Linked DNA regions of Mus musculus: regions 1, 2, 3, 4, 5 and 6 are each linked to region 7. A link is a loop called in an ENCODE intact Hi-C map of the cell type or tissue named here. Cell type or tissue: heart. All regions are shown on one strand. Region 1 overlaps Rab2a (RAB2A, member RAS oncogene family). Region 2 has its middle 43 kb from the start of Gm34428. Region 3 has its middle 13 kb from the start of Gm42252. Region 4 overlaps Chd7 (chromodomain helicase DNA binding protein 7). Region 5 overlaps Gm42252 (a long non-coding RNA gene). Region 6 has its middle 44 kb from the start of Gm46842. Region 7 has its middle 25 kb from the start of Gm50597.

The links. A loop is a pair of places that touch in the nucleus more often than their neighbours do. Peaks named below come from ENCODE experiments on the same cell type or tissue, not always from the same donor. Only the 100,000 strongest peaks of a DNase experiment are listed, where the experiment ranks them.
Region 1: it touches region 7 in a loop (6-fold over the local background); 20 of 42 quality-filtered maps call a loop at or near these places.
Region 2: it touches region 7 in a loop (2.3-fold over the local background); 3 of 42 quality-filtered maps call a loop at or near these places.
Region 3: a loop joins it to region 7, with 7 times the contacts of the local background. A loop is called at or near these places in 3 of 42 quality-filtered maps.
Region 4: it touches region 7 in a loop (2.5-fold over the local background); 9 of 42 quality-filtered maps call a loop at or near these places.
Region 5: a loop joins it to region 7, with 13 times the contacts of the local background. A loop is called at or near these places in 19 of 42 quality-filtered maps.
Region 6: a loop joins it to region 7, with 2.3 times the contacts of the local background. A loop is called at or near these places in 3 of 42 quality-filtered maps.

The regions. Positions count from the first base shown.
Region 1 is chr4:8,599,493-8,603,492 of GRCm38, reverse strand. All of the region lies in intron 6 of Rab2a (RAB2A, member RAS oncogene family), which reads right to left. Among named protein-coding and RNA genes, the nearest start is that of Gm42253, 43 kb to the left of the region's middle. In heart, no CTCF peak of the experiment used is centred here; no DNase peak of the experiment used is centred here.
Region 2 is chr4:8,963,835-8,967,834 of GRCm38, reverse strand. No RefSeq gene overlaps it. Among named protein-coding and RNA genes, the nearest start is that of Gm34428, 43 kb to the left of the region's middle. In heart, no CTCF peak of the experiment used is centred here; a DNase peak (open chromatin) is centred at 1,994.
Region 3 is chr4:8,430,454-8,434,453 of GRCm38, reverse strand. No RefSeq gene overlaps it. Among named protein-coding and RNA genes, the nearest start is that of Gm42252, 13 kb to the right of the region's middle. In heart, a CTCF peak has its summit at 1,865 (motif pointing left); no DNase peak of the experiment used is centred here.
Region 4 is chr4:8,835,342-8,839,341 of GRCm38, reverse strand. It overlaps Chd7 (chromodomain helicase DNA binding protein 7), which reads right to left. Exons shown (of 38, transcript NM_001277149.1): 16 at 581-791. Among named protein-coding and RNA genes, the nearest start is that of Gm46842, 74 kb to the left of the region's middle. In heart, a CTCF peak has its summit at 1,778; a DNase peak (open chromatin) is centred at 1,711; H3K27ac peaks cover 1,096 bases.
Region 5 is chr4:8,378,528-8,382,527 of GRCm38, reverse strand. The region is part of intron 1 of Gm42252 (a long non-coding RNA gene); the gene reads left to right. Among named protein-coding and RNA genes, the nearest start is that of Gm42252, 39 kb to the left of the region's middle. In heart, a CTCF peak has its summit at 1,667 (motif pointing left); no DNase peak of the experiment used is centred here.
Region 6 is chr4:8,952,396-8,956,395 of GRCm38, reverse strand. No RefSeq gene overlaps it. Among named protein-coding and RNA genes, the nearest start is that of Gm46842, 44 kb to the right of the region's middle. In heart, no CTCF peak of the experiment used is centred here; a DNase peak (open chromatin) is centred at 1,745; H3K4me3 peaks cover 867 bases; H3K27ac peaks cover 2,213 bases.
Region 7 is chr4:9,094,964-9,098,963 of GRCm38, reverse strand. No RefSeq gene overlaps it. Among named protein-coding and RNA genes, the nearest start is that of Gm50597, 25 kb to the left of the region's middle. In heart, no CTCF peak of the experiment used is centred here; DNase peaks (open chromatin) are centred at 1,743 and 3,143; H3K4me3 peaks cover 565 bases; H3K27ac peaks cover 655 bases.

The DNA of each region.
Region 1 (4,000 bases), 500 kb after region 7:
ACCTGAGGACGCAAGGATTCGTGCCAAACTTCATTTGAGTCACAAACACTATTTATAATAGCCAAAATACAAAACAACATGAAGTATTCCTGCTAGTGAGTGAAAACTAAAAAGTGGGCTTCTGCTGGAACATTTAGCCATTGAAAGGATGAAGGTTTAGTCTTCACCCTTTATACTGTGGTTGACCCCTGACAAACACGCACAGAACATACGAGACATATATAACTTGGGCTGGAGAGACATATGAGACATATATATTTGGGGCTGGAGAGACAGCTAAGCAGTTAAGGGCACTGGCTGCTCTTCTGAAGGTCCTGAGTTCAATTCCCAGCAACCACATGGTGGCTCACAACCATCTATAATGGAATCCAGTGCCCTCTTGTGGTGTGTCTGAAGACAGCTACAGTGTGCTCATATACATCACATATAATTCAATCCCACTTATATGTAATGTCAGAACACTCAAAGTCACAGGCAGAGAAGCCAGCATTAGTTACTGCAGGTTAGGAGGGGGAAGGAGAGTGAATGTCCACTAGCATTTCTTTGTGGGGGTCTCAGAAATGTTCTTGAATTATTACACTGTGGTGATAGCTGTGCAATTCTGTAGATAATTAAATTTAACTAAATGTACAATGAAAAGTGTAGCTTTTATGGTAAGTGAATTCTATCTCCAAAGCAAATTATCACCAAGGAGGGGAAAGAATGTCTTAAGAAATGTGTGCAGGAGAACCCATTTAACTAGAGACTTTACACACGCCAACATGTTTGCGCTAGCTGATTTCAGAGGACAATGTTCTACATGGGACTGCTTTTGCCATACTTAATATGCAGTCTGAAAGACAGAGTCACAGTCAGGCCAGGAGATGGCTCAGCAGGTTAAAGTGTTTATTATAAAATCCCAAAGACTCAAATTCAATCCTGGGAACACATTTCAAAAGCCAGATATAGTGGCCCATGTCTAGCAATGGCAGCATTCCTACAGTGAGACAGAAGGCGAGGCAGCAGCTGGGATCTATGTGTGCAGCACAGTGGCAGAAAGTGCAATGCACGCACACATAACTCATGTGTGCTCGCTCTCTCACATCCACTCTCTCAATACATCTATAACACTAAGAAGAAGAGACTCAGGGTTTGGATGATAAAGGGACACTGTTCACATTGAAGAGTTCTGCCCTGGGCTACACAGTGCACTACTACACTGAAGAAAATTGGGACGAGTATGAGAAACTACTCATCAAATTACGCCTGTAAATTATTCACAAGTATCCTATGTTTATGTAGTCTATTTAAGGTATTTTATGTGAATATCATCAGTGCTACAGAGGGTGCTCAAACTCTGATAGGGTCTAAACTATCAGATTTGAGAGAAGTAGAGTATTAACCAGTGTGATGAGGAAAGACGTCTTCAAGTAGTATTTTATGAAAACTCCCAGGAGGTCTTCCGAACCACCAGCACAGATCTGATGGACTCTTTAAGTGGTAAAGGGCTCACAGAGAGGTAGAAATCCTACCTCTCCTCATTTAGACACTGGAAACATTTGACGGCTGAAGTTGCTATCGTAGCTTTTGCTTCCAATTAACAGGACTGTTACGTTTTCACCTTCAAGGCCTTACAGCTCCCCAGAGCAATCAATCTACGGCAGCTCAATTACTGTACCAAGCACACCCCAGTCAGCAAAGGAGATCGGAACGACTGTGGCAGGGACACGGCGGTATGAATATGCATACATTCTAAGTGGCCGATCAATTCATTGCAGAGGGTCATGAGAATTTGCCACAAAATAATGAGAATAATTAATCACTGATGAGTCACAAGGCACTTAGGACGCAAGCACGGTTTTCATGTGTGTTGGCATTAAGGTGAAGGGGAAACTGGTTTTCAGCCAACTAAGAACTGGTCCATATTCTTCAAAACTGAAGTTATCCTTATAAATAAGTAAAAATTTAACTTTATTGCTAACAAGTCAATTACAATGATGGCTTCAGAAACCTAGCTAACTGAATTCAAAGACACAGACTCTGTGAGGCTGCAACTCTATTGGAGCTAACACAATCTCTCTCAGACAGACTACAAGGTTCCATATATGTAGGGCACCATTTATGAGAGGGCTAACATTGCCAGACAAACTGTAAGGTCCTACATATGTAGAGCACCCGCATGTGCATGCTAGCACAATGCCAGACAGACTACATGTCTCATAGATATAGAGCACTATGTGTGAGAGGGCTAACATTGCTAGACTTCACAGAAACAAGCAGTGCTAATCGTAACCTAGTACAGAGAGACTCATCCAGTTAAACAAACTGTTGTTTGGCTAACTTGTTGAGAAATCATATTAAACCAGGCACAAGAAAGCTATGCTATGTAGAAATTTCCAAGTTACTATACTAATTTTATCCCCTAAGCAGTATTTACTACTTTATTACACACTTTAAAAAGCATAGTTGTAACACATTTGAGATGTATTTTATATCTGGAAGGCATGAAATTAATTTTCTTTGAATTGAAATATATAAATGGTTATAAATTTTTCATTATCATTCAGTCTCTCAATGGAGTAGTTGTTGAATAATGCCACCTCTAACTCTAATTTTCTGATTAAACACCGAGGACATTAAATTTTTTTCTACCTAAGTACAATATAGAAAATATGATATAAATGCAGTTTTTGATACTTCAAAATGAACATTTACTATATACTATTGGTGACCAGTGACTGATTTAACGATGCCTTGGAATGTGAAATCCAGCACGCCACACGCAGACATCAGCACACCAATTTTGAACTGGCTAGCATGAAGATTCTCCAAATACAATGAATATTAACCAGCACTATTAAGACTCATTGGTGATCATACAAACTTCTAAGTACTGGAACCACACAAAAGTTCTCTCTTTTCAAGATTCAAAATTTTTCAGTAATGAGAAATATTCAAGGATATACTAACAAACTGGCTGGGGTTAAAATAATAATTTTGATGGACATGGCTCAATGGTTAAAAGCACTTGGTGCCCTTGCCAGGGAACCTACGTTTAATTACCAGCACCCACATGGCAGCTCATAACTGTCTATAATTCCTGATTCCAGGGGATCCAATCTCTTCTTCTGACTTCCACAGGTATCAGAAGCACACATGGTGAACATACATACATACATAAATGTAGAACACTCATACATACAAAATAAGAATAAATATATATTTAAAAATGCTAATTTCACTCTTCATTTCTTATCAATCTTCACAGATATTTGTCAAGTGCTAGTTCATACTGTCAATTTGACAAGCGTTAGGGCTACCTAGGGGACAAGCCTCTGAGCACAGCAGTTAGCGACTGTCTAGATTAGGTTACCTGAGGTGGGAAGCGCATCGTCAGCTGGCAGCAGCATTTTATGGACTACTGTTCTGGACTGAATAGGAGGAACAGTTCTAACACACAGCCCAGGTCTGATTCTCAGTGAGGGCCAGTGATTCATCTATCTTCCTGCCTCCTCACTGTGAGCACAATGTGCCTCTGCCTCAAGCTTCTGTCATCCTTACTATAATGCATTCCTAAATTGGGAACCTTCCTCCCTTTTGTTAGGTATTTGTTTCCTAACAACATGTAAAGTATCTAATGCAGTTTCTGGTTTTGTTTTTTGAGGCAAGGTCTCACGATACAACCCCAGCTGACCTCAGACCCTTGCTTCAGACCCTGGGATTACAAGAGTATACCATAGTACCTAGCTGAAATGTTGGGTTTAGTTTATATAGATATCTTTGAGGGAAAATTCTTTTTTTGGCTTTACTAAGAGGAAGGGAGCAAGCAACAAGGCATTTTTTTTTTTTTTTTTTACCCCAGGGCAAAAATTTTCTAAGAAACTGATGTCAAAGTAGTTCATCCTAAGTTTTGTAAAATAATGTCCTGGCAGACACGTGTTTGTGAAGCACAGGTAACTCCCTATGGCCAGCAAGTGGTATGTTCTGCTCCTGTGCACTGCTCTGTCTTAGCTCTGTAATC
Region 2 (4,000 bases), 130 kb after region 7:
ATACTCTTTCAGCTTATACAACCCACCACCACTGTTATCCTTCAGTCTCTTTCCGTCACAACCCCAGGTCATACTTTGAACAACTTAAACAGAAGCAGGAGACTGCACGCCTGGCTGCTTGGACACAGAAGAGATTTAGACAGCAAAGATACTGCTAGGATTATTTTAAGTACACCAGTGTTATTTTTTGGATACTTGTCACCCAGAGATATTTTACCCAGTTGGCAAAATTACATATTTTCTGACAAGCACATGGACCTTAATGGGACACTAGAACCTAATGGTGGTTATGACCCTGTGACATCCCCTTGAGCTGCCTGTTAAGAGTCAAGTTCTTTCAGGGGTATGGAGCCTAAGGGTTGGTCAATACTAGTGAATAAACATTTGCATCCTAACATCCTAACTCCCTTGTCTCTAACAGGCCTGGTTAGCATATTAGTTATCTTTGAGGTATTTGGGAAGTAGAGCTACTTTAGCTAAATTCTGCTTACATAACTTAATATCACCTAAGAGAATCTATTAGTAAATCTTCTATAACATCAATTTTATTATTTTGAGTTTCTTCCGCATCAATACCAAGGTAATAGGGCTGATACAATATGTGGCAGCTCTGGACTCTCTGCAAGAAGGCTCTGAAAAGCCACTACATGAAGCTAGGAAGGTGAAGCCTATGTTACTATAGACCCCACAGGTATTGGAGATGTCAAAACTTCCAGATGTCTGCTTAGGAAAGCCATGAAACAGAGTGAAGTAAGCCCAAGAAAGAGGTTATATGTGACACAGGAAGCAGAATTAAAGATGTGGGGCTACACAAATAATGTCACCAAGAGACCTAGATGCTAGAGATGAAGTTGTGGGATTTGTTGTTTGCCCTCCTGGTTTTCAGACTTATTTTTGGCCCAGTCTTTCCTTGCTGTGCATCAATTCCTGCTTTTTGTAATGGAAGGTTTCATATCTGCCATTGTATACTGAAAGTATGTAACTTATATGAATTCACAACTAGGAAAATACCTCAAATATCAGAAGATTTTAGACTCTTTAAACAGTGCAAGCTGTTAAGACTATGAAGTCTTTTGAAGTTGGACTGAAAGTATTTTGCATTATGAATGAACATGAGCCCAGAAGGAATAGACATGGAATGTTACAGAGTTTATTTTTGTTTTTATATTGAGGCAGGATCTCACTATGTAGCCTTAGCTAGCCTGGAACTTCCTATATAGACAAGGCTGACCTCAAACTCCCAGAGTTCTGCCTGTTTTGCCTCCAGGATGCTGGGATCACTATAGTCAGCCAATGTTACAACTTACAGTGATGTCCTTGGATATCAAGTCGAGAAGGAATAAACTCATGATGGTTAGTGTTTGTTGTCAACTTGACTGGAGTAAGAGTCACCTAAGAGAATACCTCTGGATATCTCTGGATATCTCCATGAAGGTGTTGAAGAAGGAAGACCCTTCATAAATGTGGGCAACACCCGGTTATGGGCTGGACGCTCAGACGAGAGAAAGACCTAACCAAGCACCAACCTCCCTGCATCCTATCTGCAGATGCGATGCTACTAGCTAATCGCACTGTTGCTGTTCACTTTTCCTGGTGTGATGGGTCAAAACAAACCCTCCCCTCTTTATATTGTGGCTATCAGGAATGTTGTCACAGCAACAATGAAAATAAATAGTGCATCTAGACGATGGCTAACACATAAGGGTAAACTGTGGCGCTGAACCTTTTAAAGAACGATGACTCGGTGCCACTCAAGACACCAAGTCCTCTTCCTGAAATGCCCTCTTCATTTCCCCTCCTTTCTGGCGTCATCCTTTTTACTCCTACTATTTTCTTTTTCCCTTCTCTTCCCAATTCCAAAAGCATTCACAGAAACAAGATGTGCACCACTACCCCGAGATCCACACTGAGAACCAAACCACCTGGAGAGCTTGTGTGAAAGCTGGCGGGGGGAGGGGGCTATCACAGGCCAATCAGATCATAGCTTCTTGGATAAGCCTGGTCACAGGCCAATCAGATCATAGCTTCTTGGATAAGCCTGGTCACAGGCCAATCAGATTATAGCTTCTTGGGTGAGGCCTGGTCACAGGCCAATCAGATCATAGCTTCTTGGGTATGGCCTGGCCACGGGCATTTTATCACCAGCACTTCTCGGGTCCTGGTGTGGAGTCCCTGCTTTAGACCTCTGCCTTCCTCTTAGCCAGGGGAGAGAAACTGCACTCTGGCGTGATCACATTCCTGGAGCATTTCTTAGGAAGCCTGATAACCTAAACCAAACACAAAATAACAATGAAAACGAAAGCTGATGATTTGAGTGTTTCATTCTTCTCCACGTCCCAAAAGCTGAATGGAAGGCGCATAATGGTTACATCAACCGAGGCTAAAATCTATACATACAACATAAGTAAAACCACTTAAGAGATGTTAGGAAAACCCACCAGCAAGATAAGACCTTCTCAGACTCGAGCTGGAAGAGAATGGGTCTATGGGACAGCTGACCGCAAATCTGTCTCCCAGATGAAGAGACCCCCATGTGAGGAAAATAAAGCTGCCAAATTAATACAAGTGTAGAATTTCCCCTTTGGCATGAGAAAACAGAAGCTAAGACAATCACTGATAAGACCCTCTAAGCTTTCAAGTGAATAAATTTGAATCTCTTTCCAAAAGAAAAGAGAGCACAAACTGGGGGTGGGTGGTGTATTAAAAGATTTAATGCAGAAAAGGAAAGAATATACATTGAAGACATATGTGTGGTATAGTGTGGTATATGGTGAGTGTGTGTGTATATGAGGTGTGGTGTGGTGTGTGTGTGTGTGTGTGTGTGTGTGTGTGTGTGTGTGGTGTATGTGTGTTTGTGTATGGTATGGTACGCCTGTGGCGTGTGTGTGTGTGTGTGTGTGCACTTAGATACTGGGTCTCCCAATGTTACCCAGGATAGTATAAAATCTCTGGACTTAAAGGTTGTGGAGACAGCTCAGCAAGTGAAGCAAGCCCTCCCCCCTCCCCCAGCACCTAATAAACACTGGGATGGCAAAGCAGTCAGCCTCTAACCCTGGGGCTCAGAAGGCAGAGACAAAATAGATCCCTGAAGCAAGCTAGCAATCAGCAAGCAAGCTTTAGGCTCAGTGAGAAAAGCTAACTTAGTGAATAAAGGGGAGAACAATTCAGATAGACTTCCAAAAGGAACCCCTGTGCATATATATCCAAGCACACATGTGCCCACATACAGGCACACATATGTACATACACGTGTACATAGGAAAAATGTAGGCTCAAATTATCGTGCCTTAGCTTCCCGAGTGATGGTATTACACGCATGTGTCAATGAGCTGGTACAATACAAACATTCTTTTGGATTTTCAACATAAAGAAGACACAATAAGTACTCCTACCAAATGAAAATCATGCTCCCTAAAAAGGAAAAAAAAATGAATCAAGCCAGAAAGATGGCTCAGTAGGTAAGTGTTTGTCACCATGACTGATGACCAGAGTTGGATCACTGGGACCCACATGATGTGTGGTGGTTTGAATGAAAATGACCCCCTTAGTCTCATAAGACCTGGCACTATTGGGAGATAGCCTTGTTGAAGGAAGTGTGTCGCTGGGGGCTGGGCTTTAAGGCTTTTGATGCTCAAGCCATGGCCAGTGACTCCCTCTCTCTCTCTTCTTTCAGCCTTCAGATCCAGATATAGAACTCTCAGCTCCTCTCCAGCACCATGTCTGCCTGCATGCTGCTATGCTTCCTGCCATGATGACAATGGAGTAAACCTCTGGACCTGTAAGTCAGCCTAACTTAATGCTGCCTTTTACAAGAATTGCCGTGGTCATGGTGTCTCTTCATAGCAATATAAAAGAAACTAAGTCATGTGGAAAGAAAGAATCTACTCCTTCTTGCAAGATATCCTCTTATTCTATCCAAGTATCGTGTCATGTACACACACACACACACACACACACACACACACACACACACACATAATGCATAGGTACTTTGACCTGG
Region 3 (4,000 bases), 660 kb after region 7:
AAGTTTTTTTTTGTTTTGTTTTTTTGTTTTGTTTTGTTTTGTTTTTGGTCACTGATGCTAGAAACTGCTTGCTGTTAAGGTAAGGACTGAGAAGTCCTGTTCACATTGACTGGAGTTCAATTAGCAGAATCTGTTTTGAGTTTCAGAGTTTATGGGAGTTGCCTTAGTCAGGGTTTCTATTCCTGCACAAACATCATGACTAAGAAGCAAGTTGGAGAGGAAAGGGTTTATTTGGCTTACACTTCCATGCTGCTGTTCATCACCAAAGGAAGTCAGGACTGGAACTCAAGCAGGGCAGGGAGCAGGAGCTGATGCAGAGGCCATGGAGGGATGTTCTTTACTAGCCTGCCTCTCCTGGCTTACTCAGCCTGCTCTCTAATAGAACCCAAGACTACCAGCCCAGAGATGGCACCACCCACAAGGGGCCTTTCCCCCTTGATCACTAATTGAGAAAATGCCTTACAGTTGGATCTCATGGAGGCATTTCCTCAACTGAAGCTCCTTTCTCTGTGATAACTCCAGCTGTGTCAAGTTGACACAAAACTAGCCAGTACAGGAGTCAAATGAAAGCTGGGCATTCCCTCTGCAGAGAGATGTTCATGAAGATAGGCAATCATTTCTCCAGAGGTCCTAAGGATTTTTAGCCACATTGCATGGCTGGAACCTTTGGGAGAGTCCTTAAGACTGAATGACTAGGTGGCTGGTGACCTCTACAACTTCAGAGAGAAGGTATCTTTCAGAGAAACTTGGGCACCTTGCAGGTATACTTGGTGAGTTCATGAGTTTTGGGCTAGTGAGATGGTCTACCAAGTAAGGATGTTGCTGCCTAAGTTGGTGACTTCACATTGATCTTCCAAACCCACAGGATAGAAGGAAAGAAGTGACTCTGGCAAATTTTTTTCTGACTTCCATGTGTGCACACCCATTACTCAGCCTCTTAAAAAATAATTAAAACTCGCCTTATGTTGTCTGTGATTTACTTTTGATTCTTCAACACATTTAAAACAGTTATTTTAAAGTTGTGTGCATTCACTCCAAAACTTCTCACTGTGGGCCTGCTTCTGCTTCCTGCATTTGCCCTTGATGCTGGCTTGTGTTTTCCAGCACGTCTCAGTAACTCCTGTGTACCAGGTATCATGTTCCACAAGACAGTAAGGGAAAATATAGATGATCCAGAAAGCTTCTTTTCCCCTTTAGATTCAGTGTGATCTCTATTATGGAATTGGGAATTTAGTGAGGATGTTTAGCCACTGTCATGGTCTGAGTATGAAATGTCTATCAAAGACTAGTCTGTGTCAGTATCTGACCATCTGCAGTTTGGCTACTGTGGCAGGTCATGGACACTTTAGGAAGTGAGACCCAGTGGAGGAAGTGTGCCACTGGGATAGGTGTTTGGTGGTATCTTGCCCTTTGGTCCTTCTTCACTCATTTGATCTGCTTTCTGGCTGCCACACCATGACCTGTTGTATTCTGACATTCCCTCCCCTCTGCTATGGACTGACATCTCTGAAACTGTAAACTGAAACAAATCTTCCCTCCAAACAATTGTTTTTTGTCAAGAAATTGATCTCTACAGTGCAAGATTAACTAATACCACTCTGTTGCCCAGGTTTTGTTTATCTGTGGTTTCTGCTATTTTGAAGAGTATATTCAGAATTACATGGAGAGATTGGAATATAGGTATTTTAGGCTACAGCATTTATTTTTGCTTTGCTTTGTCATCCAAACAATTACTCGCTCTGGGGACAGTGTAAAAGAATCCAGAAGCTAGAAAGATTATTTGAATTTGGCTTTTCCTGATTCATGGCATCAGAGATTGCCACACATTCTGAGTTCTCTCAGCAGCTCCCTCTGCTGGCTGCCTCCCATGTGCATACAGGCTTGGTCCCCTAGAACAAAAGCATGTGTGGTCTTTGCTCCTGGAGGAAAGGCCATCCTACCTTACAATTTGGTTATTTTTTACTTAGCATAAAGAAAGACTATGTGGGTTTTATTTATTTGTGGCTGTTTTCTGGTTTCGTTAGAATGGCATCCTTTCTCACCTTCATCTCTAATCTTCATCTGAGGCAGAATGTAAGGCTAGCAGACTGGTACTCTGCATACACACACACACACACACACACACACACACACACATATATATATATATATATATATATATGAAATTTTATTTTTCATATGTCACATGCAATTTATGAATATAAAATATTTATATATACTATTTTATATGAAATATATACAAATATTTTTTCTTGTTACTAAACTTAGTCTCTGGGCCAAGCCTGTCCTTGAATCTCTTATTCTCCAACTTTAGAGTACATAACACGGCCACATGGAACCAGTTTTGCATATACGGAACAGCCTCTTAGGCTATTTCAAACCTGAAAATACTTAATTTCGTATTTTAAAAGTATAGTACCTGATACAATCTCTTATCTCGATTACATAAAACATTTCTGAGATACCCACAGGTATAAGAGCCTCTTTAAAGTCTTATTTGAGAGAAGTTTTAGGTCTGGTATCTGTTGCACAGTGTAAATTTGGACAGTTAAAAGTGCAGAAATGGTGATGTAGTACACAACTCAGTTGTGAGTTACAGGATGGAAGAACATGATGTGAAAGGAGGACATATGCATGCATCAGCGTAGGGCTCTGTAACCCACAGCTGCACACATCAGCCTAGGCCTCTGTAACCACAGCTGCACACATTAGTCTAGGCCATACCTACCCAAGAGCCTTGATACTCTCCAGTGGGGAAAGATGAATCAGATTCTAACTCAGACCATGTTGCCACATTTTAATTACATGTTTTTGCTACTTGTGTTTTGGATATATGTATATATTCAAGTTGCTTTCAAAGATTTCATTCATATCCAAATCACATGCTTATAATCCTGAAATTCAGGGGGCAGAAGCAGGAGGACTTCAAGTTTGAGGCTAGCTTTAGGTATGTAGTGATACTAGCTCAAATGATTTGTTTTGATTCACTCAGGTAATCACCGAGTGAACTCATGCTGCATCTCTGAGACCCGCTACTTGCTTCAGAAAGTGGGGTGGGTCTGCAGCCAAGTGACACCAGAGTGGACTCTCTTCCTAATCTTGCTGAATATGCCTGATTCCATAGTAACAATTTAAAAAAAAAATCAAACCTTGTGCTTTCATTATAAAATCTCAAGTTTCACTTTAATGTGCTGTCTTCCTAGCCTGACTGGGAGCAAGTTAGATGTAGAGATTTATGAAATAGATGCTTCTGCACTCTGCCAGAGCAGAACTGAAACCAAAGTCAGTCAGTGCAGTTGAAGTGCCAAGTCAGCACTCTGAAGCTAAGCTGCCACCTGAGCAACCTTCTGAGAGGTCAGGAGAGAGGCCATGCTAAATGTCCACAAGCCTCTGTTTCATCTTCATCCACAAAAAGCTGCGGGGCAGGGGAGGGGCTAAATGGTAGCCAAGGCGACTGTCAATCTCCACACTCCCACCTTACAAGGAAAGGAAGTTGAAGTGTCAAATTCTCTTTTGTTATGTTTCTGCTTTCCTCAGCTTGTGTCTGTCTATGAAACCAACCTCCTCCTCTCAGCTCATTAGAACATTTATTTTATGGGACAAAGTATTGCCTGCTTCTTGAATGCCAAATAACACCAATTAAGATCTGTATGGTAAATTGCTGTGATTTTGTCTTTTGATGGTAGCTATCCTATAATTTTCATCTGTGTAATCAGCCTAGAATGATTCATTACTCTTGGACAGCAAGAAATGTTTGTTGATCTTACTCAGTGTCTGTTGTTATGATGTGGGAGAGCCATGTATGCTAGCAAACCTGACATCTACAACAGTTCACCATACCCTATGTATAGGGATATGTTCTCATTTTCTTGTGTGGTAGGAGGGATCTTGTTGTGCAAGCCACTTCATGTCACACCAGCAGTGCAGTGGAATGCCATTGGATCATAGTTTACTTATGACAATTCAATTTACCACGCACTGGCTGTATATGAAGAAGCAC
Region 4 (4,000 bases), 260 kb after region 7:
TATGCACTCACATAATAGAAGGATTTAGCATAAATACTTCAAATCAGGAGTGTTTTCCATACAACTGCCAGAACACTCAAGATTTAAAGTTTTGTTTTACTTCCTCAAGGAAACAGCTAAACTCTAAAAACAGCTGATAAAATACATTTTAATTTTAAGTAAGAACTCTTCTCCCCAAGTTGAACGAAATGAAGAAAAACTGCTCACAAAAGTATGCAGCATAAAACAAACAAACAAAGAAACCTACATATACCTGGCGGTGGTGATAAACGCCTTTAATCCCAGCACTAAGGAAGCAGAGACAAGTGGATCTCTGTGAGCTCAAGAGCAGCCTAGTCTACAGAATGAGTTCCAGGACAGCCAGGGGCTACACAGAGAAACCCTGTCTCAGAAAAAAAAAAAAAGTACACAGTGCCCCCTGCTCTCATGTAAGATGCCCTTATATATAACTGTGGCTTTGAAAGGGGGGGGTGTGTGATATATTGTTCCCACTCTGCCACCTCTACTGTAAATGTCACTTCTAGGTGACTCACACCGCATCCTGCCCTCTCTCTCTGTTGTTTCTATGCAGTGGCCTCACCGTCTCTGGATGAGATAGTCTTCCAGGATGTCCAAGCAGCGCACCATCTGGGAGAAGATAAGCACCCTGTGGCCACCAGCCTTCAGCTTTGGCAGCAGCTTGTCAATCAGCACCAGCTTGCCAGCAGCCTGGATCATTGCCTGGAGCTGAAAATCTGGAGACTCTGCATTGTGTGTTTCTTTAAACTCTTCCAAAATTTTCTCTTCAGCACCTGCAGAGATTGGATGGCATGACGTGAATACTGTAAGAGGTTTTTATTACTAAAAACAATGGATTTGCTTTCAAAACCCACAGCAAACTGGCAAAATCAGAATATCCCATTCACATGTAAGAGCAGGAAGCCACCTGCTTACTCCAAGTTAGATCCACACATAACCACAGGCCTAAAAAGGGACCAAAGTTTTAAGTTCCATATACTGAGGCAGTTTGGAGAGAGATCCACATTTTCCAGCCACCAAATGTTTGCTGACTATATTAAAAAACAAAACAAAACAAAACCAAACCAAAACCAACCAAACAAAACACACCCAGATTTCAACAACAGACTGTTAGGCCATAGGTGTCGAAAACAAGCCAAGGGCCAAATACCTACAGAAAAGCTAGAGCCTGAACTACAGGCGAAGGGGGTGTCAGCTGAGTAAAACAAAAACAGCAATGCCCAAACCCTCCAAAGATGAAAACCAAGGCAACCTATGGCTTCCTGGCTAAGTCCCCTTTCTCGATGTTCTACACTGTGCAGAAGTTTGAGTGCGGTAGAGCACTCAGTGGAAGGACATGTCCCCGAGGAGGAAGGCTCACAGAGTGCGGTAGAGCACTCAGTGGAAGGACATGTCCCCGAGGAGGAAGGCTCACAGCTACGGCCTCCATCGTGCTGTGGGTTCAGGCAGCGGCAGGTAGGCTTCTCTCAATGCTCCAGTCCTTTGGCTGGAGTGAAGCAGAGGTGATCTGGCCCCCTCCTTGGCCTCTGGGCCCCCAGTACACAGGGCTGGGTTTCACACTCTTCTCCTATCATAGATGCTTTTGAGAACGAAAGCACACCAAGTTTAACCCCAAGCACTCACTTCCTGCCATTATACTGTGCCAGGAACTTCCTCCCACTGTATGTGACGTACCGATGTGGGTTACAGAAATCTCCCAAAGGCGTCTGAAGGTCGGGTTGGGTCAGGAAGGCCACTGTAACGGCTTATGGCACCTCCACAGGCAACACAATGCCAGTGAAGGACAGTCTTGCTTCCATTTAAGGTGGTGTTGAGGCTGTCCCCATGGGGTCATACAGAGAACACTAGATGAGTTAAGAATCATCAAGGGCAGATTAAAGCCACTTGATGTTTGGAGCGAATGCCAGGCCTTCCACAGGTGCACGACCTTTTCACAAAGTGAACCGGGCAGAAAATGCCAACTCTCTCGGAAGGGCCTGACCCTTAGTCGCCTTCCACAAGAACAAAAAGCTGAGATTCAGATTAGTTCTGTAAGTGTGGAAACAGACCAAGGAAAGATAAGGAGGAGATGCCATGTTAAGGACAGAAGCCACAGTGTCCCTGACTAAAGGTGATGGTGTCCCCAGGCCTGCGGTCTGGAGACCTGGCAGGCACTAGGTTCAGAAAGCTCTCCTGGGCTCACACAGAGACTCACAGTGAATTATCACATTATATCTTTTAGTAAGTTTTACTCTTTTGTATAATGCTCATAAGATGCTTACGATTTAGAAATGAATAATTTAACCCTATGATATTTGGGTATTCTTTGTCTATGAGGCATACAACCCGGGATAAAAATGAAGTGTAATATAGTTTAAAACCACTTAATGATCAAGGAATTGTCTTTTAAAAATGAGACTTTCACTTTGAGAAAGCAAATGTCAGGCAGGCTGGAATTATTTTAGTGAAAAATTGAAACATAAATAATTCAAAGAGAAATCTAAACTCACATTATAAAATTTTAAATTTATTAAGAAGCAGCAAAACAACACTCCTGCCTTTTTGATGCCACTGATAATTTCTTTCCTTTAACTTTTAGAATTTAAAGTGTGTGCATACGTGTGCATGTGTGCATTCGAGAGTGGATGCCTGCAGAGCCAGAGGGATCAGGTCCTCCCAAGACAGCGTTATAAGCAGTTGTGAGTCATGGGATGGGACGTGAACACCGGGGTCAAACATCTGGAGACAGTTGCAATTTCTGCCCCATGTATCACAAGACAAAATTTAAAAATTAGCAATTAAAGATTTCCTTTGAGGTTAGATTTGAAAACATCAACTGGATATGGGTTATGATAAACTCAACTACTTAGTTAAAGTGCAGCTGGTAGTGCATTCATCTTGTATGCAGAGCAAAGGCAACTGGAAAGAAGAGTAGAGCTTTCCTCCTTCCACAGAGAGCTGCTACTTGCCGGGGACTCTGGCTACCATATGCAGACACTCTTCAACCACATGCATCTTTATGGCATGTACTCCCACCATCCAGAGTTCTCTCCCACTAAGCTTATCTTACCACTCCCACCAATGTACAGATTTGCTCCTACTTTTCCAAAGACATGCTCTGTAGAATAGAAGTTTAGGCCAGTTGGTGCACTTTCCTCTCTTACGACTAGTTCATAACAGCTTACTACGGATGATTAAACTTTCTTGCGGGTGCCACTTGGACACAGCCATAACTCCATGAGAGCTCAGTTACAGATCCTGGATAAGCCTGGATAAGAGTGTGCAGTGGGGCCCTGGACCAATCCCTGAGATGTCCATGAGATACACTGTCTCACTGTCTCTGGAGCTAGGAGCCTAACGTACATGTTTTTTTTTTTTTTTTTTTTTTTTTTAACTTTCCAAAAAAATGGGTACAAGAACCCCTCCCTAACAGTCACTGTGTTATTTATTCTTAGGACAAGAGAGCTCACCTCAAGGCATGACAATTAGGACAAATACCTCAAGGAGTCCTAAGGGGCTCTAGAAGAAGAGCTATCTATACAGGGGACTCCAGAGACAAATCAGATACAGAAAAGGGCCCCTGCTATGTTTTGGAGGTGGGGGGAGCCTTGGCAATGCTCTCTGCATACAATTAACCAGAGTGAGCAGGAAGGACATGGAAGCTCAGAGCAGTCCTCCTTGTCATGGGACTGAGCGTCTGTGACACAGGCCTCGTCAGCACCATGAGTCCTTTATGTAATCTCTTTTTCTCCTCTTTCCTGCTGGGGGTTGCTGTTATCTATTTTCTCTCTATAAGCTATGAAATAAAAGTATGCGCGCATAGTCAGGTGTGTCCTCCTCATACACGAGTACTTTCCCTGAGTCCCAACTCAGCCACAGGCTAGTGGACACCATATGGGCTCATAAATACTGTGTGGTTAGCTAGCACAGTGGACGGGCAACTATCAGACATGGTGCTCTCTTAGAAAACAAACACTACTGAAACACTACTTAAAAACAGGAG
Region 5 (4,000 bases), 720 kb after region 7:
CTAGAAATGTCCATTCAGTTCATTTAGGACAGGGGTGGGGAATATGGCTTTTGCCCAGTTGTCCTTGATTCTGGGGTCTCCCGTTCTGCCTGCAGCACCCCATGTGGCACCTGTTTGCCTTTCCATTCCAGGCTCTGTTTTCATCTGTGCCCTGAGGGGCTGGAATAATCTGCAAGGTCATTCCACGTCTTTGTACACGCTCATTCTTGTGACTGCAGGATACAAGGCTGATGTCCTGCATCCTGGGCACCGGAGCTGCTACTAAACCCTGAGGGTAGCTGCCTTCATGCCTGCTCCTCAGGAATTCCCATAGAGTGTGGGACTCCACAGGGGCCCTCTGGCTTGAGGGTGAAGGAAAGCCCTGTTTGTTGGTTTGAAGTAGTTGGCAAACTGGCATTTTAAAAAGGAAATAGACTGTGGGGTAGAGGGTTTAATTCAGGGAAATATTTGGAGGACTCAGTGTTTGTTCTGAGAGGTCATCAAATAGGTTTTGTTCCCACACTCTCTGGAAAGATGACGCTTCATTAACATGGCAGCATGAGGTGTAGTGGAAACGGCAGAATTGGGAACTCTGAAAAGACACATTCACTAGATTCCACTTAAAATGTAAAAAGGAGTGGAAAGAAAACCAATGGACATTTTCTTGAGGCAGCTGAGCGATACAAAACACAGGCATCTTTGTCTCCTCCTTGAAGACTTCCACAATGCCTTCTCCTTTCTTCCTTTTGACTAATCTCTACTTCTGAGAGGTGTTGAGTTTCGGCCAAACTTTCCGCTTCGTTCGCATCAAAGACTGCCCTCTTGTGAATAGCCAGCTCTCACCTACCCCTCGCCTTACTCACTCCTGACCAGCGGACGCAGGTCAGTCCCCCATAATAATTAGCTCACAGGCAGAGTTTCCAGGCTGCTCCAGGAGCATCAATCACAGGGATGAATGCAAGCCGGTGTGTGGGAACCGCAGGGGCAGCCAGGAGCTGAGTGAGCACTGCTGCCCCAGGCTCAGTCCCAAGCCACACTCCTTTGCTCCATTCACCCTACAGCTTGACAGAACAAATCACACGGGTACCTGATAAACTAGGAGGCTACCTGTCCCACAGAGAGTGAGGCTGGCTAAGTTCTCTGTGACTCCATACTTCTGGGTTCCAGGCTACAAAGCAAGTACCAGCGAGGCCTCAGCTACTTTGTCTCATTTGCTGATCTCTCGAATGTCCTTCTCTTCTAGTCATGAAGTTTTGGAGAGAGAAGTCCTAACAAAAGGTGCAACATGTTAGCTTGCATTCTTTTGAGCTTCCTAAGGTTTAATCTCCCCTTTGCTGTCTCCTGACCAAGGCTGGGGTCCTGATGGCTCCCTGACCCCATGTTGTGCAGTCATGTCTCTCTGCCTTCTGCCCCTGCAAAAACACCCGGGACTTTGGAACTTGAATTCAGATCTTGTCATGAGTGCTACTTCTCTCTGCACTGTTATCTGGGGTGACTCCCCACACCAATAAGAATTCAGATAGGATTCAGCCAGAAAGTTGGAATTCAGCACCGTATAGAAAGGTCACGAATTTGCTACCGGGGGCTTCTGGGTAGGGACTCTTGAGTACTTTCAGATTCTGATATGTCTTCAGTAGAGAGTCACTTTGGACCTGTACAAGACCCAGTGCAGGATCAGGTCTATGCTGCCCCCTGGTGCTCATTTGTTTTCCTACATCTAATTTATTCTATATTTACAGTCTTACATTCAGGACAGATATCTAAAACTACAAGAATCAGGAGGGAAAGATCCAGTGCAGTAAAGTCATAGATCTCTATAGTCTCTAGGGACCTAAGACAAATGTTTTTACCATGAGACACACCCCATTTTATCTGGAAACCAGCATAAATATGTGAGGAAGAGTACAAATAACAGATCCAATAACTTTAAGTTGTTTTTGACAGTAAATGATTAAAAGTGTTTCTGTTTAATATGTCTTAACTTTTAATCAGGATTTATTTTATATTCCAGTAAACTTTACTTTTTATGTAGATCAGAGGGGGAAATAATGCAACATTTTCAGGCACATGTATGCACATGCATGTGTACATATATGTATATAGCTTTGTGTGTGTGTATGTGTGTGTGAACAGATGAGTGCATCCATGCATGAACATGTAGAGGCCAGAGGATGACATTAATGTCTTCTATTTTTCTTCTTTAGTCTCTTAAGACTGAGTGTCTCATGGAACCTAGAGCTTGCTGGGTTTGAGCAAGCCATAAGGCACTTCTCCCAGCTGGCACTTGCGTTACAGGTGCCTGAGATGCTCAGGGCTTTTTATGTGGGTGCTGGAAGATCCAGACCGAAGTCTTCATGCATGTGGACTCTTGTCCACTGAGAATCCTTTCAGCTCTGGTATATCTTAAATTTGTATTTCCTTGCATGAAAACCAAAATAGAAGCCTGAAGTCTCTTCAAGTCAATTTGAACTTTAGGTCAGAGGCCTCTGGCTTTCAAGTCAGAAGTGAAGCGTGAGACAGGGTGGTCTGGGAGAGGCCACAGATCTTTATGTGTGAGTTATGGCTCTCCCAACCCTCTGTCAGTACACTGGAACACTTTGTCTGCTGGGCACACTATGTCAGACATTTTTAATATGTTCTTGGAATGCTGCTCTCTATGAGGCCTGAAGGCAAGAGTCCATGTTTGGAGTAAACAAAATATGAGAATCATATCAGCTGTTAAGAGGATGGATCTTTCCAAGTAGCTCAGACACATTGGCTGAGTGTTGAAGACAGCAATGATGCCAGCACATCATGCATTCATATCTTGTATGGCTGAGTCTGAGAGTTACAGGGAAGATGGCCATGCTGGGTACATCTTGAAGATGGTCATGCTGAATGCTAAACCGACATGATGATCACGCTGAGCTATCTGGGTAGGGAAGCCATAGCTGGCTGGCCAAATCCAAGAAGTTTATGGAAACTTTGTCTAGATGGTAATACCGGTGGACGAGTTTCCGGGAAGGCTGATGGAGAGAGAGGGGCTGGCTGCACTGGGAATTAGTCACTGGATACCTGTGAGTAGCAGGTTTCCAAGGAATGTTCACTCCTAGAATTGAAGACTCATTTGTATGGTGTCTTTATTTTCTCTCTCCTTTTCTGTTTATGGGATGAACTGTCCATCCTCATCCCTGGTTCACAGGTTGTAGTTCTAGCCCTGAGTCGCCTGAATTTGTGGCTGTATTTAGAGAGGTCTTTAAGCTGGTAATTAAATGAAAATGAGACTATTACAATAGGCCCTAAACCTGTGTAGCAGATGTCCTTGTAAGGAGAAGAAATTTGGATGCAGAAACAAGAGGGATGGGTGAAGACAGAGATGCAGAAACAAGAGGGATGGGTGAAGACAGAGAGGCATGCACCTGCACACCAAGGACAGAGGCTTACAAACCCTAACGCTGCAGGCATTAGGATTTCTGACTTCCAACGGCCAAGGTTTGGAATAAACCCCCCACAGTCTGTTGCTTAAGCCATCAGTCTGTGGCACTTTTACCTAGGAAACGAACCTAGTCTTCCTTTGAATTTAGCAGGTTTGGGGAGCATAGCAAGACGACTTCCCACGCAGAATTGACTCCGAGCATGTTCACTCCATGAAAGGTCACACTCTGCAAGTAGCTAAGCATCCTAGAAGATGTAAGAATGGCTTGTCTGAACAGCATCCAATATCTTTAACTAGACGAGATACATGAGAATGATTTCTGGAAGGAAGGCCGAGTGTGTACACCTGGACCAGACAAACATCTTTCCCTCACATTCTGTGGTATCCTGTGGAGGGAATCCAAATGGTCTGAAAAATGTTCACGATCAAAATGGATCTCTCTTTTGTGGGTACATTGGGAGGAAGCCCAGGGCTTGTGCATGGAAGGCCAGCACTGTACTAGGGGTACGTACATAGTCTCTAACTCAGCAATGTTCAGTCTGTGGCAACGTATGGATTATGACCCCTGTGTGGGGTTAAGTGACCCTTTCACAGGGGTCACCTAAG
Region 6 (4,000 bases), 140 kb after region 7:
CTTACCTTGCTCTGAGAAACCATTTGCCAGAAGCAGAGGTGGCTCTGAACAGGCCGGGAGGAATTTGCTCATAAGGGCAGTGATCTGCCTTTGAGAAAACGTGCTTGGAGCCCAGATTTTAGAGAAACGTTTGGATATTCTCCACTGTTGCTCCAGGCCTGCTAACAAGAAAGAATGTGTCAAGCGCGTGTCCAGGGGTCCATAGCAAACATGGTGGTGGAAATAATGACCCTTGCTCTTTTGCCCATTAAAGTGACATCTTTGCCTCCCAAACCCTCCAGACTCTCAGAGAGATAGCACCCTAAAACTCACTTTCTAAACAAACACACACATACACACACACACACACACACACACACACACACACACACCAGGAGTGAAGGATTCCATATTGCCAATTGATCTCTACTTGTCAAGGGGATGACCGTGAGTTTATTAACATTTGCTCTTGAAAATGGCCTGCCTCGCTCCACCCTCACGAGTCCTTTTGGTATAAAGATCTTATCCAAATACACGATTGACCTCTGGGGCTATTTAACGTTTATGTTGTCTCTCTCTCTTACTCCCTGGCCTTGTTTTCTCATAGGTTTGCTCTTTCAAATGTACATAGCATGGATAACATAGGTCATCTGCCTGAAATGTAAATCATGGGCAAACTTTCAGCTGGGATGAGTGGCTGCGAATGTGACTTACAGTGGATACCTGCTCAGTATTCTTGAAGCCATGGTTTCAACCACAAGCACAGAAAAGGGGGCCTGGGGGAACGACATCACATTGTATGCTACAGATAGACACAGCATTTAATGGCTAGTTATGCCTCGATAAAGTTCAATTACTTTATGTGTTTGTTCGATTTTCTCCACCACACTAGGAATGGAAGCCAAGACCTTGAGCGAGCTAGCCAAATGCTCTGCTTCTGAGCCAAGTCCCCAACCCTAGAAAATAAAAATAACTGACATTTCAGTAGAAACTAGGGAAAGAATAAAGAGCTCTGGGTAACTCAAAGAGTTAAGCCATTATATGCACAAATAACAGAGGTCCTGTACAGAGGGGGGCGGGGGGAGAGAACAAGAGCTCCTTGGAAGGAGTCGACTGTAGGTCACACTGTCCTTTCCATTGTCAAGAGCTTGAAAGAGGCTAATAAACCCAGCAGCCTATAGCAAAGGTAATTTATTTTATATTCCCAGTCATCACATGCAATATTTTTGGAAGGGGAAAGCAAATATAATTCAAAAGGAATGATAAACAGTAAAACAATACCTAGTCATGTTTCTACCTTCCAGTTATGAGATCACATGCCTTTCACCTCCCTGCAAGGTGTTTTCTCCATCCTCTTTCTGGTGTCATCATCTTGGGGGTGACTAGCTAAGGACATGGGGTCAGCTTCACTAGCCTGTAGTCAGAGGCCCTTCTGAGGGATGAGAAGTGATGCACACCACCTGAGACAAGCAACTTGCAGGTGTGAGTGTCCACACAGGCACCTCTCAGCTCCACCCCACAGAGAACACACCCCTTGGCTGGGGGCTGCTCCAGGCTCAGGGACTGATTACAATGTACAGCCGAGTCCCTGAGCCCGTGAGTAGCCCGCCCAGCTTCTCCTGGGCTCCAGTGAGAGTCTAGCTGGCTACATTCCTGAGTCACACTTGCTCCATTTTAGGTGGGTGAGGTCACTGGTCTGCAGATGAGGGAACGGTGCAGCTCGTTCATGAGTTGGAAGAGATTACCATATGACCATTCAGTAAACAGACTGGAGTCCCCGGAGGGTTGCAGACAGCTGGGCTCTGCCTCTGGCTGTGAGCAGTGGGAGCCCTGGGACTCCAGAAGCCTGTCCATGCTTTAAGAGGAGCCAAATCTCTGCCTGAGCTCACGTCACACCAAGTCCCGAGTCAGCCAGCTCAGCAGGAAGGAGCTCCTCACAGGAGGAGGACTCGCTGCTCTGTGCAGGTTTGCAATGGACTCTGGGTAAACAAATACCAGCACTTAAAAGAAGGGCGCTCTAAGCCAACACAGCACCAGGCAGGCTGGCCTCATAGTTCTGTGCTGATAGCAGTGGGGCTGCTGGTCAGAAATGCAGCTTAGCCTTCTGCTATTCTTTAAGGTAGAACTGTGACAGGGAAACAAATCCATTTAACAATCAGCAGAAGGGGACCCTAATCAAATGTCTGTGAAACTACAGAATGCCCTCCGAGAGTGGGATCCATCCTGCTTCGGCCTGCCAGGGTCCCACCACCTTCATGATCAATTGGAACATCCTTTCCATGGTCAAGTCAGATTAGCTCCATTCTGCTTCTGCCTCAGGCTTCATCTTCCCTCCCTTCCTTTCTTCCTGAGAACTCTCATTTTTAAGCTATGAGGTAGGACTGTCATGGGACACACTGAGCTGCCTCTACACTGGCGGCATGATCACACAGTAGGTGACAACCAGCAAGGATTACAGAGGAAGTTAGTGTGTATCATGAATGGGAAGAAGCGAGGTACAAAGGCAGACAGCACAAGAAGGACACCCTTAGAATCTCCAGAAACGAAGAATAGAGGGTGAGAGTCATGGTGCTGGAGGCTCTGTGCAGGAGGCTGTCTCCAACAGCCTGTGAGGTAACTTCACAGTGAACCATTTTCACAGGTCAGCACAGAACCTCTTAGAAGTTAAATCGCTTGCCCAAAGATATGGTAAGAATCAAGACGACTGGAACCACACAAGGACCCCCAGCCTAGACGCTGTGTATCCCAGTCACAGTTAAACAGATGCCAAGGCACACAGCGCCTCGGGGCCACTGGGAGTTCTGCATCCTGCCAGCCACTGAAGTGGCTGTGGAGACAGAGACAGGGTAGGAAGAGTAGAAGGCGGGAAGGAACAACATACGCTACCACGATCTGCTGTAGGACTGGCATGACTTAGGTGACCAGGGAATGTGGAAATGACTGGCATACAAAAAAGGCTGGGGTTGTATGGGCCACGTGCTCCGATGGAGGAGCGCCAGCAGCAGCCTGGAAACACAAGTTTATTACACAGAGCTGAGGTCACGGAAATCCTGGAGGAGACTAGCTAGCAGCTCTCTGTAGGAGAGCAGTCTCAGGTTGCAGTCATCCCTGAGGAGGGAGCTCTGGGTGACAGTTTATGCACACAGTGTCAACTCCACACAAGAGGAAGGCCTTGCCATCCCTCTGAGAATGACCCAGGGAAGGCCTTGCCTGAGGCACTGAGAAATTGGCCATGGCTCTGCTCATGGCAATAATACACACTTACTTTGGACTTCATCTGCACCCCACAATGCATAATGGTACGTGAGTATGGATGAGTATCTATGTGTGAGACTTTGCAAATCTCGCTAAAGAATCTGAGCTTGCTTCAGGTCATGGGCAGTCATTTGCTTGCTATGGTTGAATGTGTCCCCCTCGGCCATGAGGGTAACTCAGTGGTGGAGGACTTCTCCAGCCTGTGTGAGGCTCTGACTTCACTCACCAGTACTACAGAAAAGTGAGCACTAGAGCTGGGTAGATAGCTCAGGTAATAAAAGTATTATTTATTGCACTGCACAAAGATGATCACCAGTTCCACCAAAGACCAGGCATGAGGAGCACACTTGCTGGGGGGTCAGGGCAGGAACCTCTATCAATATTGATGCATAAATATGAACATTGGGAACAGGGACTGCTCTCTGTCATTGTCACACACACACACACACACACACACACACACGATACTGTCAGAGACAACAAATGTTTAAGTTATCTTCATTACAATGGCCACTTCAAAATGCATACATATGTCCAAATATCATACATATGTCCAAATAGCAAGACATATTTTGGAGGGTAGTGAAAAACGGTCTTACCTAGTAGTCCAGGCTTCCAAATTATGGCATTCTTCCTGCCTCCCAGTTTAATTAAATTTAAAAGAGAAAACAATACGACGTAATGAAGCACGCAGACAGTGTGACACCACAGTTGTGTTGTTCCCAGAGCTATGCGCCGTACATCAAGATCAAAGGCATTCCCACAG
Region 7 (4,000 bases):
TTCTGTGCCTCTATGTCCCCGTCTGGAAAATGGGTTAATCGCCTCACCTCGCAGGGGTGTTGCAAGGTTTAATGAGGTAATGATGTTTGAGCTCTTTGAGCTTCAGATGAAAGTGATAGCCCAGAACAAAGCTTGCTGGTGATTATGCATAATTAAAGCTCTGTAGGAAGGTTGGTTTGAGTTACCCCCAAAGCCATCACAAGAGAACCCAGGCTTAGAATAGACCCAATGTGCAAGCCCCTGGGAGTTTTCACCCCATTGTGTGATTCTACTAAACTAACTGTCATGTTTCATGTCCCATGAGCAGAGCCCCCCAAGACAGTGTGGGGCAACTTATATTACCACTGTCACCCTGAGCCGATGCCTACTGCCCTGACCCTTGAGATATGTTAATCAAATGGCAATGGATGCTCACGCACGCACCCAGTGAATTCCTTTACGTTTCTGTACAATTTTAAAGGCATCAAGCAGAACCACTTCCATCGGTCTGGTCCCCCATGTGATTGTGAAACCCTACATTTCATTTAGAAAAGGAAAACCTCTTAAACTACAGAGTGTAAAAGAAAATATCGGTTGTGCAAATTAGCATCAGAAGGACATAAATGACCCCAGGTTAGTCTCCACCCAACGCAGTTTAATCAAAAACAGAAGAGGGGATTGAATTCAGTGACGCAGATGAGGGCTTCCCAAACAAGATGGACAGAACACCAAAACCAAACAAAAACAAAACAAAACAAAACAAAAACAAACAAACAAACAAAAAACCCAAAAGAGATACACGGCCCTGCCTGCGCCACACTCGGCCAGACAGAGAGCTCTTTCTTCCCTGGCAGAAAGCAGCCTGTGTTCGTGCCACTCTACAGACATGCACAAGACACAGGTCCCGGAGTTTCTCCATAGTGTAACAGCCGCAGCCTGTGTCACCAGGCTAGCGCCAGAGAGGGAAAGTCTTGGGTTGTGGTGCGCCTAACATGCCCACCTCCCTCGGTGTGCTTCTACCTGATGACCCAATACATAGCTTTTTTTCGGTAGCTTAGGAGCACTTCGTCTGTGTAAATGGAGGAGCCTCTGTGAGGAGGCAAAGGAAGCAGCAACCTGGATGGCCAATCTGAGAACCACAGTCAACCTCAGAGACGAGCAGCACTGTGCTTTGAAGGCGCGCAGGGGCTGGGAGTCGGGGATTAGCTTTAAGCCAATAGAAAGGCCTTCTCTTTTTGTTGTTTGCATTGGGACAGGCTTTCCTTGTGTGACTAGGATGGCTTGAAACTGGAATTTCTCCCAAGACAAGCCCACTTCTAACAGCACTAGCCGGCGAGGAAATGGACTGTTCACCAGCTTCCCAGGCGTCTGTGTGGGGTTTGAACTGTCGGCCTTTTACAGGGAGAAACACTGCGGACTCATATTCTGCTGTGAGGAGGAGATAATACCAAAGACTCATGTAGACCTTCACATCATCGCTTCAGAAGCTGCATGTGAGGCAACTCCTCTCCGGGCTCCTCTTCCAAGTGTCTATCTCTCCTTGGACACTCATCTTGGGAGAATTTAAACGATCGTTATAAAGAATAATTTCCCTAGAGGATACAAAAACTTCCACTTTGTATTCCGATCTGAGTCACGGGGAGAACAGTCCAAAGGAAAACACAGCAGAGACTGGGCTCCTGAAGTCCGGAGAATACCAACTGCAGGCGTGGTGCTATACCGACTCTGTCCTCTAGGTGGCAGCATTTAGTTATAGCTGCGCGTCCACGTCTCCTTTCAATGGCGCCTGGAGGACGACTGGGTTGAGTGAGTTTGACTTGGTCCGCTTCAATTTTCAAACTATGGAGCATAATCAATGAAGATTTTAATATCATTAAATGAATGCCTCTGCTGGGGAAAAATAGTTGGAATTCAGCTCTGCCTGACAAAGAGGAAGCAGCCTATTGATCACACTCAAGGTCATAGCTGGCTCAGAATTGCCAGCCTATCACGTTCCCTTACCTCCTCGGATATGCAATCTTTTTCCCCTTCTGCCTTGAAAGCTACGTTAAAGCAACATAGGCTGGTTATGACTGTTCTGTTTTTCATTTCCAGGTAGTTTTTAAAGATTTAAAGATGGACAAGGCCGCTAACTGTATCCAGTAAAAAATTTTAAAAAGTTATGTACTGTGTTTACAGCTAAAAATCAGGGCACGATGCTAATACTGCATATTATTATAGACTAGGAAAAAGACTTACAAAAAAAATCCTCATAGGCCAAGTATGCCTATAGAGGCCAAGCAATCAGGTCTCTGTGCAGGGGAGCCACTATAATTTATTGATAGGAAGCCTCGTTGTAGATGAACATCCAATTGCCACTTGATTCTGTCCTTAAGAAAGCAGTCTATGAAGTTGTGAAAGATCCTCTAGGGCAGACATTCCCAACCAGTAGATCAGGGTCAACCAGCCAGGCACCTAGCTTACCTGGAGCACAGTCAAGTCAGGGCTGCCCACACCCTCTCTGGATCAGCAGGTTTCTAGCCTGTGCTTCCAGTTAGGAAGAGAAAGTGCAGTCTCTGGACTGGCCTCTCACCAGGGCCATCCACACTGTGCTGGCCCAGGGCTGAGACCTGATGATGTCCCTTTGGGAATTGTTCTACTTCTCTGATGAGGGTGCTGGTCACTGCCCTGGGGTCAGAAACCCGCACTCATTGGGGAGTTTCCAAATCTTATTGTTTGTTTGGCTTCCTGAAACCTTCCTTCTGTGTCTAAAAACCAAAATCTGTTTTGCATAGGTACTAGTACTGTTGTTGTTGTTGTTGTTGTTGTTGTTGTTGTTGTTGTTGTTTTCTTTAATTAAGAAAAGGAAAGAGTAAGCTTTAAAAACTCCATAGCTCACCTGAAAAATAACAAGAGTAGTCAAGAGCACATGAAGGAGTTCTGAAAGGGACCAACGTCAGAGCTTGTCAGTAAATACAAACAAGGCCAGCAGGAGAAACCTTCAACAGGAGCGGAGCGCTCTCAATATACAAGCTAAGGCTTACTCGAATTACCGACAGTAGTTAAGAACAGCAATGGGGCTTGCATAGTTGGGCTTCCCCACTTCAGTGCAGCTTCAGGAGACTCTCCTATTTGTTTGCTCAGCTGCCATGACAAAGTACTACAGCTGGTAGCTTACATAAGAGACATTTCTGAACTCACAATTCTGGATGCCTGAATCAAGATCCAGCTGTCGCAAGAGCTGGTTTTGTTTTGTATGTTGTTTTTGATTTTTGTAAGAGCTCACTCCTTGGCTCGCAGACAGATCTCTCTGTCTCCTTGCATTTTTTTAGTCTTCCTGCTGTGCGTGTCTGTGTCCTAATCTTTTCCTGTAAGGACAGGTGTCCATGTACAATTCTCCCATATGGCTTCATTTTGGCATCAAGGATCATGTCTTCCAATACAGCCGGTCTGATGTGAAAGCATCAGCACATAATGCTGATGAGGGATGTAACTCAGCATGCATATTACACAACCTCTTTACACAATGCTGTGTGTGTGTGTGTGTGTGTGTGTGTGTGTGTGTGTGTGTGTGTGCACTCGTGCAAGCGTATGTCTGTGCACTCACACACACACAAACATGTGAACAAACATATATGATGTTATATATGTTTGCATCTACACATATGTATGTGAACAAACATAATATACATAAACTTATCAAAAATTATTTTAATGCACATATTCCTGTGTACAACTGAAGGAGACTACACAAAGTCTTTGTCACCCTTACCAACAAGGTAATAGCTACAGGGACATACCTGTAGATCAGAGCCACTCTAGTATGGCAGGGATGGGGCTGGTGAGGGGACAAGAAGAGGGATTTAAACCAGCATGCCCAGCCCTTGCCCTACCTCCCATGCTCAGAATCAACACTTGTGGAGAGAGGCCACAAGAGAGTCCAGTAGAAAGGGTTCATTCACAGGCCTGACTTCATGAACTCAAATCAAACTTGGGTTCAGAAGAAAGCAAGAAGATCCTCAGGATGCAGGTCCTCCTAACA